Linked DNA regions of Mus musculus: region 2 is linked to region 1. Evidence: chromatin loops called from intact Hi-C (ENCODE). Cell type or tissue: heart. All regions are shown on one strand. Links, peaks and the distances in the headings refer to the core of each region. The heading gives the core; the rest is flanking DNA.

Region 1 (3,712 bases), core at 620-3,119:
CATTATTGGTCTCTTATGTTCTTATTGATTGGAGATTTAGCGTTAATACAGTGCATGGTTCCAGGGATTGGCCAGTTTCTCTAGTTATCTATTTTGTTGCTGTGTCATTGTGGATAGCATTAAATGCTTCTTCATTTCGGTGGCATTTATGGTAGAGTGACACAAACAATGGAAGGCAGGAGTTCTTTGGCTCTCAGTTTCAGGGCTCTCAGTCTGTGGTCCTTCATCCCCTGGCTCTGGTCTATGTCAGACAGCATGCATAGCAGGAGGAGCATGGTGGAAGGGCCACTCACAGGAAGCAGAAAAAGAGGAGGTACACTCGCGTTCTAGAACCTACATGTGTTCTAAATGAGTGTTTCTGCAGGTGACATGTTTTGACTTTCTCCTTTCCTTTTGTTTACATTTTATAGATATTTTCTTTTTGTTCTTATTATTGCATAAAACAAACTAATAGCACTCAGCCTTCCGTTGACAACAGCGTAGCTTCAGCTGCATTTTAGACTACACTCGTATAACTCTATCTTCTTCCCATGTTACTGATGTCTCAAATTACATCTTGAATTATGTATACATAATACAAACATATACATAATACATACACTGTACACTTATTACCATAGCATTCTCTTTTGTCCTTAGTAACCTATATACAATAATCACCTTTCCCATCCCATCTCTCTTGCAGTGCTAGAGATGGAGCCAGGGCCTTCTCTGTGCGAGGCAGGTGATTCCCACAGTGTTACGGTCTCTGCTCCCTCCCTGAGAAGCTGGGGCTAGTGGTGTGCACCATCACACACACCTTGCTTACTGGGCTGTTTCCTCCTCCTCTTCTGTTTTGGGTTTTCAAGACTGAGTTTCTCTGTTTAGCCCTGGCTGTTCTGAAACGCACGCTGTAGACCAGGCTGACCTTAAATTCACAGAGATCCACCTGCCTCTGCCTCCTGAATGCTGGGATTAGAGATCCCACCCTCCAGCCCTTCATTTTTTCTTTGTGCTCCAGTAACCTGACCACTTTGGATGGTCTGTCCTTCCATTTTCCCAGTATTTCTGGAGTAACTATACAACTTCCCTTTTGATAGTTTACATCTCTTGGTTGTTACTTTCATTTTACTTATGTATAATTTAAATTTTTCATTCATTTGATTTTTTTTTTCTCTTTTGGCTCTTTTGTTTTTGTTAGTTTGTTTGTTAGACAGTGTATTGCCATGAAACTCAGGCAGGTCTTGAATTCATCACAAAGCCCAGGCTGGTCTTGAACTTGAAGTCTACCTGACTCGCCATCAGAGAACTTGGATCACAATATTTTAGTTCATTATACATCTTTATGACACGATGTTTTACTTTTTTGTTTTTTCGAGACAGGGTTTCTCTGTGTAGCCCTGGCTGTCCTGGAACTCACTCTGTAGACCAGGCTGGCTTCGAACTCAGAAATCTGCCTGCCTCTGCCTCCCAAGTGGTGGGATTAAAGGTGTGCGCCACACGCGCTCGGCAATGTTTTACTTTTTTTATCGGGCAATTCATAAATATTTTTGTGGAATCGGTTTCTAGAGAAAATTTAAAAACTCTTTTGATTTAGCTGTATTTTCCTATAACTATGCATGTCTTATACATTTTCGGCCTGTATTTGGACATTTGGAAAGCAGCGGTGTGTTCCAGTCTTTAGTTTGATGTACCAGAAGACTTTCAGTGAGCTGTGAAGGTGCAAGGATTTCTCAAAGCTTTTCTGTTCTTTTGCTCCCTCTGGTGTTGGTCTGGAGAACTGCAGCTCTGATCTGAGACTCACCTTTGTTTTCAGTGGCTAGGTTCTGGCGGGTCTTGCAATGCACAAGGCACTTGGAGGCGGATGTGACCTCAACCAGGCTCTTGGACAGCCTCCAGATAAACTAGGACACCGAGTGCATGGGCTGCCTTCTTGTTTCCATGTTGCAGAGCCTTTATGGGAAGAATCCTTCCCAATTGCTTAGCACTGCACCACATAGAGGGGCAGATGTACCAGCAGGATGTGACTAACTGCCAAGCTACCACCTCTTTGGTGGAAGAATCCCTTCTCGGTTTTATGGTGACTGGGGCAGAATGGGTGTAGCTTCTCAGCCTGCCTCTAGTGTCCTCACTGGGGTTTTATTCAGTGTTTCTATGAGGAAAGGAAGACATGCAGTGTACCAACATATCAATCACTTGCTGACACCACTGTACTTCCTAAAGTCAGTCCCTTCAGAGTTGAAGGCCTGACAGGTACAATGTGACATGAGACTGGAGCTGGCAAGCCCAGGCAGAGATGATGCCTGTCAGACTCCATGAGAGAGACTCTGCCTCACAGCAAACTGTGATTACAAATGTTTGGATCACATGGATCATTTTTGATGTCCTGAGATGACAGTGGGGTGTAGTCTCCTAATCCCGGTACTCTGGAAGGACAGATTTTATTTGCCTTCTCTTAAATCCAGTATCTCTTGACATCTGCCAACGCACATCTGGACTCCCACAGACTCTGCCACGGCCGCTACGCCGTGGCCTGCCAAGTCCATTATCCATTATTTATCTCCTTTGCCTATATTCAGCTGCAACCCAGCCCTGTTTAGACTGCTGAGGTTTTGTCTGTAAAGTCAGCACTGCAGAGCGTACCTGAGAGGGAGAAGTTTGGGTTTGAGGATGGGAAGGACAGAGACAAGGAACCGGGATGAATACACATGAACCAGACTCTTGGGAATGTAAAATAGTTGACTTGGTTCTGTCACTCTGTCTCTGGCCACACATTTTCATACCTCATGGTCTGAAGTAGAATTTATTCATTGCTATCTTCTTCCTGCCCCTCTTTCCTTATCCTCTCCTTCCTATCTTCCTTTGCTTCCTATTTTCCAGTAAGTAATTCCCACGGGAGCTGACACGTTTGTCCTATCTTCACCGAGCACTGATAGTGTTGCCAGGTAAAGGTCTTGCTCTGTTTTGAACTGGTTGTTACTTAAAGTATAGTGTTATTCAGCCCAGCTTAGTGTGGAGAAGAGAAGGCCCAGAGCAGAGTTTGGACTCTGAATTGGTGGTTCTCAGCCTTCCTGAAGCTGCGACCCTTTACTCCTGTCCCTCATGTTGTGCTGACCTCCAACCATAAAACCATTTTCACTGCTGCTTCATAAGTGCAGTTTTGCTACGAATTATCTGTGCTTTCCAATGATCTTAGGCGATGACCCCTGTGAAAGGGCCATTCAAGACTCCAAGGAAGTCACCACCCACAGGTTGAGAACCTCTGCTCTGAATGAATATGTTAAGTCCTCAGTTCCAAGTTGTTGTGAGAACTGAGGCTTACAAGACAGGGGTAGTCTCCTGCTAGTGTGGAGACCCATTGAGTGGGTCATGTGCTTAGGATAGATTAAAATGTCTTCATCTTCCCTAAGATGAAGGTCCAGTTATTGTATTGTTTCTAAGAGCCAAAAGAAAGGACAAATAAGATATTGCCTGAAGCACTGAAGCCCCTGTGAAAATCACCTCGCTTCTCAGCGACTCACTAGATTGTTCAGGGGGAGCCAAGATTCAGCCCATCCCCTGCAGCTCCAGGGCTGAAAACAAGCTTGTCTGTCTGAGTGTGGCCCGACCCCAGCCTACAGCTGCTCGTATTTATTTATTTACCTTCTCTCTCCACCTGCTACGGATGTTGAGCGTAAACAAGAAATTTGTTAGATGTTAAAATTTTCCAAAATTAAATATCCTAATGACAAAT
Region 2 (3,712 bases), core at 711-3,210, 300 kb before region 1:
CTTGCGATCAGTCGCCAAATCTGTGCCAAATACAGATACATGTCAGCTTCTGCACTGGTTAACAAAGAAAAGAACTCACAGTATACAGTAGTAAGTCAAGTATGAGCAAACCTCAAGCAGAGCTAACCAGTCAACCCAAAGACCCATTCTAACTGATGGAAGGAACGGAACTGTCAAATCATTTGAGCTCTTCAAAGGCTTCAGAAAAAGTTTGTGTGTGTGTGTGTGTGTGTGTGTGTTCTCTCCTCTTCCTTCCCCCACCTCGATTTTGAAGAGGATCTCTGTATTTAGCCTAGGTTAGCCTTGAACTTCAGGTCCTCATGATCCAGCATGAGTCTGCAATTTCAGGTGTGTGCCACCACAGCCTGCTGCGAGCTCTATTTCTAACTTCCAAATAGATAACCTTAGGTTACCATTTGGAGCCTTTGTGTCTTCATCTAAAAGATTTGTGATCAAACTTGTTCAGTAGCAAGCAGGAAGTGCTGAATATATCCACATATATAATTATATGTATATATTTTAAAAACAAAATTAATAGTAACTGTTAATATTGTGTCTCAGGAAATACTTTAATTTTTGGGAAACACTAGTAAGATTATTTTACAAACAAACAAAAACCTAGAATGGAGCTCCAAAATGATGTAGTGGGTGAAGGGCTTGCTGTGCAATCCTGGCCACCTGAGTATATGCCAGGAGCCTGAAGAGGGAAGGAGACACTAACATCACACAGCTGTGCTCTGACCTCCACACACACATCATAGCACATGTATGTCCACATTACACAAATACACATACAACCACCACCGTGTTGATCAGTCACATAAAAAGTTATGAACTACAGTAGGAAGAAACAAACAACAGAATCAAAGTGTTGATCAATGCTCAAACGAAATACAACATGATGCAAGGTATCTCATAGTTTGTGGTAGTCACAAAATGACAGGAGCTCACAGGCCCCACTTCTGAGGGATGTGCCATATGGTGGTGTGTCTGGGGGAGGAAGAATCACTTTAGGGGTGCCCTAGGAGGGTGCTCCACTGAATGGACCCACACCTGTGATTATACTAAGACAGCACAAACTACGTGTACACACATACACACACACACACACACACACACACACACACTTAACTGAAGACTCAAAGCTGGGATGAAGTAGCAGGGGCAGGGGATGGAGCTGGACAGAGCTGAGGGAGGAGTGGGAGTTAATGTGATCACAACACATCGTGTGGATATGAAATCCTCAAAGAAGAAAATATAATAAACCCAAAATCATGTACAGCATGTTCCATGTCCTCAATGAGAATATGTTAAATATTAACAAAAAATAGTAATAATTACAGGCTAAAATCCTATATTTTCTTTCATTACTGATGAAGCAATTATAAGTAAGCCCCTTAAGAAAAAAACACATGTTGCTCTATGTTATAAGAGCATCCCTTCATCTTTTATTTACAGTAGGAGCTACTGACTTAAATTATCATACAGACTTCATAAAGTAATAGACATAAAAAGTCCATCTACCTACACAAAAGCTGACTTTTAAAACCTTCATTTTGACAGGAAAGGATGCCTGAACCTGATGTTAGCTTCATCAAAAGAAAATTAATTTAGATGTGGTGACACATGCCTGTAATCTAAGCACTTAGGAGACGGAGGTAGCAAGATCATGAATTTGAGGCTAGTCTGAGCTATAAATACAAAAAACAACAAAAAGAAAACTATGCTTTAATTATTGTAACCATATAGACAAACTATAACTCAGAGGAGGGTTAGGTGTTCACTTGAATCTCAGTGGTAAAAGCAAACACTCTCTCCTAAAACTATAATAGGAATGAAGTTACCACACACATTTATATACTTCAAAAACTGGCAGTCCCAAACAGCATTTCAGCAGCTCACACAGTTGCCACTAGGTGGTGACAAAGCCCAGCCAGGACCATGGAAACCCTGTGCCTGCAAACCTTGCAGAGCTGCCCCATCAGTTTACCAACTTCAGAAGAACCCGACTCAGTGTGTGCTTTTGCACTTTGCTTGCTTTGCTGTTGTTTGGTGGTGGTGGTGTTTTTGTTTTGTTTTTTTGTTTTTGTTTGGAAAAGGTCTCTATAAATAAAGGGTGGTTTAGAACTCACTTTGCCACTTTGCTGCCCCAGGTTGGCGTTGAACTCATAACAATCCTCTGTCTCACCCTCCCAAGTTCTAGGCATGAGCCTGCATGCATAGCTCTTACCCCATATTTAATGTGTTGGCTGGGCTGCTTGGTATTTGCAAATTGACAATTCCTAAATGTCAAACCCAGACACCTAACCTGACTTCTCTCTTCTCATGACTGCACTGAGGTCCCAAAGAAGCACATACTAAATATGCCCCAACTGGATGTCCCACCCCAGCCTCCATTCTCTCCTGTCTTTAATTTAGAAAGGACACCCCATTGTTCCTGCTGTCCATCCCAAATAGTACTATTAAAATCTTATAGGACACTACTAAAATCCTCTAACAGCATCTTATTAGCGCGCGCACACACACACACACACACACACACACACACACAGAATGTAAATAGACCATGTCTTACTACCCTCATGTTTACAATGGCCATCCAAACGACCTCCCAACTTCAGCATCCACCCCTTTGATACAGCCTTAGAGTCAGGGCTACGATGGCAGTTCATCTCCCCAGGAATTAGAACAAGTATCTTTAGAAATGCCCTCTGAGACATTCTACCACCCACACATGCTGGTTTTCAAACCTGACAGGTGTGCTCTTCAGGACTTCACACCTCTTGCATTTGCTGCCCCTGCAGAGAAGGGGCTCTCTTTAGGTCTTCGATGTAGGTAAAAAGCCACTCTATTTAAGATTACCACTTTTCGTAGTCTCCATCTGTTTACTCTTATAACTGATTCACAGTACTACAACTCCATAATAAGACCGTGAAAGCCGTAAGAGAGTACAAACTATTCACTGATTAATTTACAATATTTAAAACAGTGCCATGTACATAATAAGAACAGATAAAAGCCAAGTTACAAACTATTTGAGGGACCAGAGAGATGGCTCCTGCATTAACAGTGGATGCTATTCTTGAGTTCAGTTCTCTCTCTCTCTCTCCTTCTCTCTTTCCCCCACCCATACTCACACTCACACCCACGAACTCAAATCCACAAACAATAAGTATTTTTTACACTATTTTAAAGTAGTATAGTAGTTTGAATTTGGCTATGAGTGTGGGTAAGTTTCCTACAACTCTTTTTAAAGTCATAACGGGCTCATCTGTGATGTACCAACAGCCTGGAGTGAGAGCTGGGTAAATGCACATGAAGACAACCAACCAAGCAAGAACTGTGGAATCCAGGCTGACCGTGTTTGTAAAGGACTCACGGCAGTCTGGTACAGCCATGTCCACTCACAAGTAGTTTAGAGATCCTTCCCCTCCATAACAACAGAGCTGGGTACCGAGGGGACAGATGAGCTGCAGAGCTACCTAGGCCTCTGCAAAAATAAGCATGTGGACTCCTAAGCTAGACAACAGACTAGTGAATTCCAGACATTATCTAAGCTCCTCTATACCTGGCTACAATGGTAGAGTTGTATGTGTATAAATCTCAAGCAGCTAGATTATCATAAAACACAAACAACAAAACCCTTGCTTAGTGCTTTTTAGATATACAATAAGATAAAGATATATGACCCCTAAATGCAAGCAGACTCAGT

Evidence for each region. Peaks named below come from ENCODE experiments on the same cell type or tissue, not always from the same donor. Only the 100,000 strongest peaks of a DNase experiment are listed, where the experiment ranks them.
Region 2: a loop joins it to region 1, with 2.9 times the contacts of the local background. A loop is called at or near these places in 14 of 42 quality-filtered maps.

What each region holds. Positions count from the first base shown.
Region 1 is chr12:81,617,584-81,621,295 of GRCm38, reverse strand. No RefSeq gene overlaps it. Among named protein-coding and RNA genes, the nearest start is that of Ttc9, 12 kb to the left of the region's middle. In heart, for the core only: a CTCF peak has its summit at 1,747 (motif pointing left); a DNase peak (open chromatin) is centred at 1,765.
Region 2 is chr12:81,913,973-81,917,684 of GRCm38, reverse strand. Pcnx (pecanex homolog) reads right to left here. Exons shown (of 36, transcript NM_018814.3): 6 at 1-20. Among named protein-coding and RNA genes, the nearest start is that of Pcnx, 56 kb to the right of the region's middle. In heart, for the core only: no CTCF peak of the experiment used is centred there; a DNase peak (open chromatin) is centred at 1,944.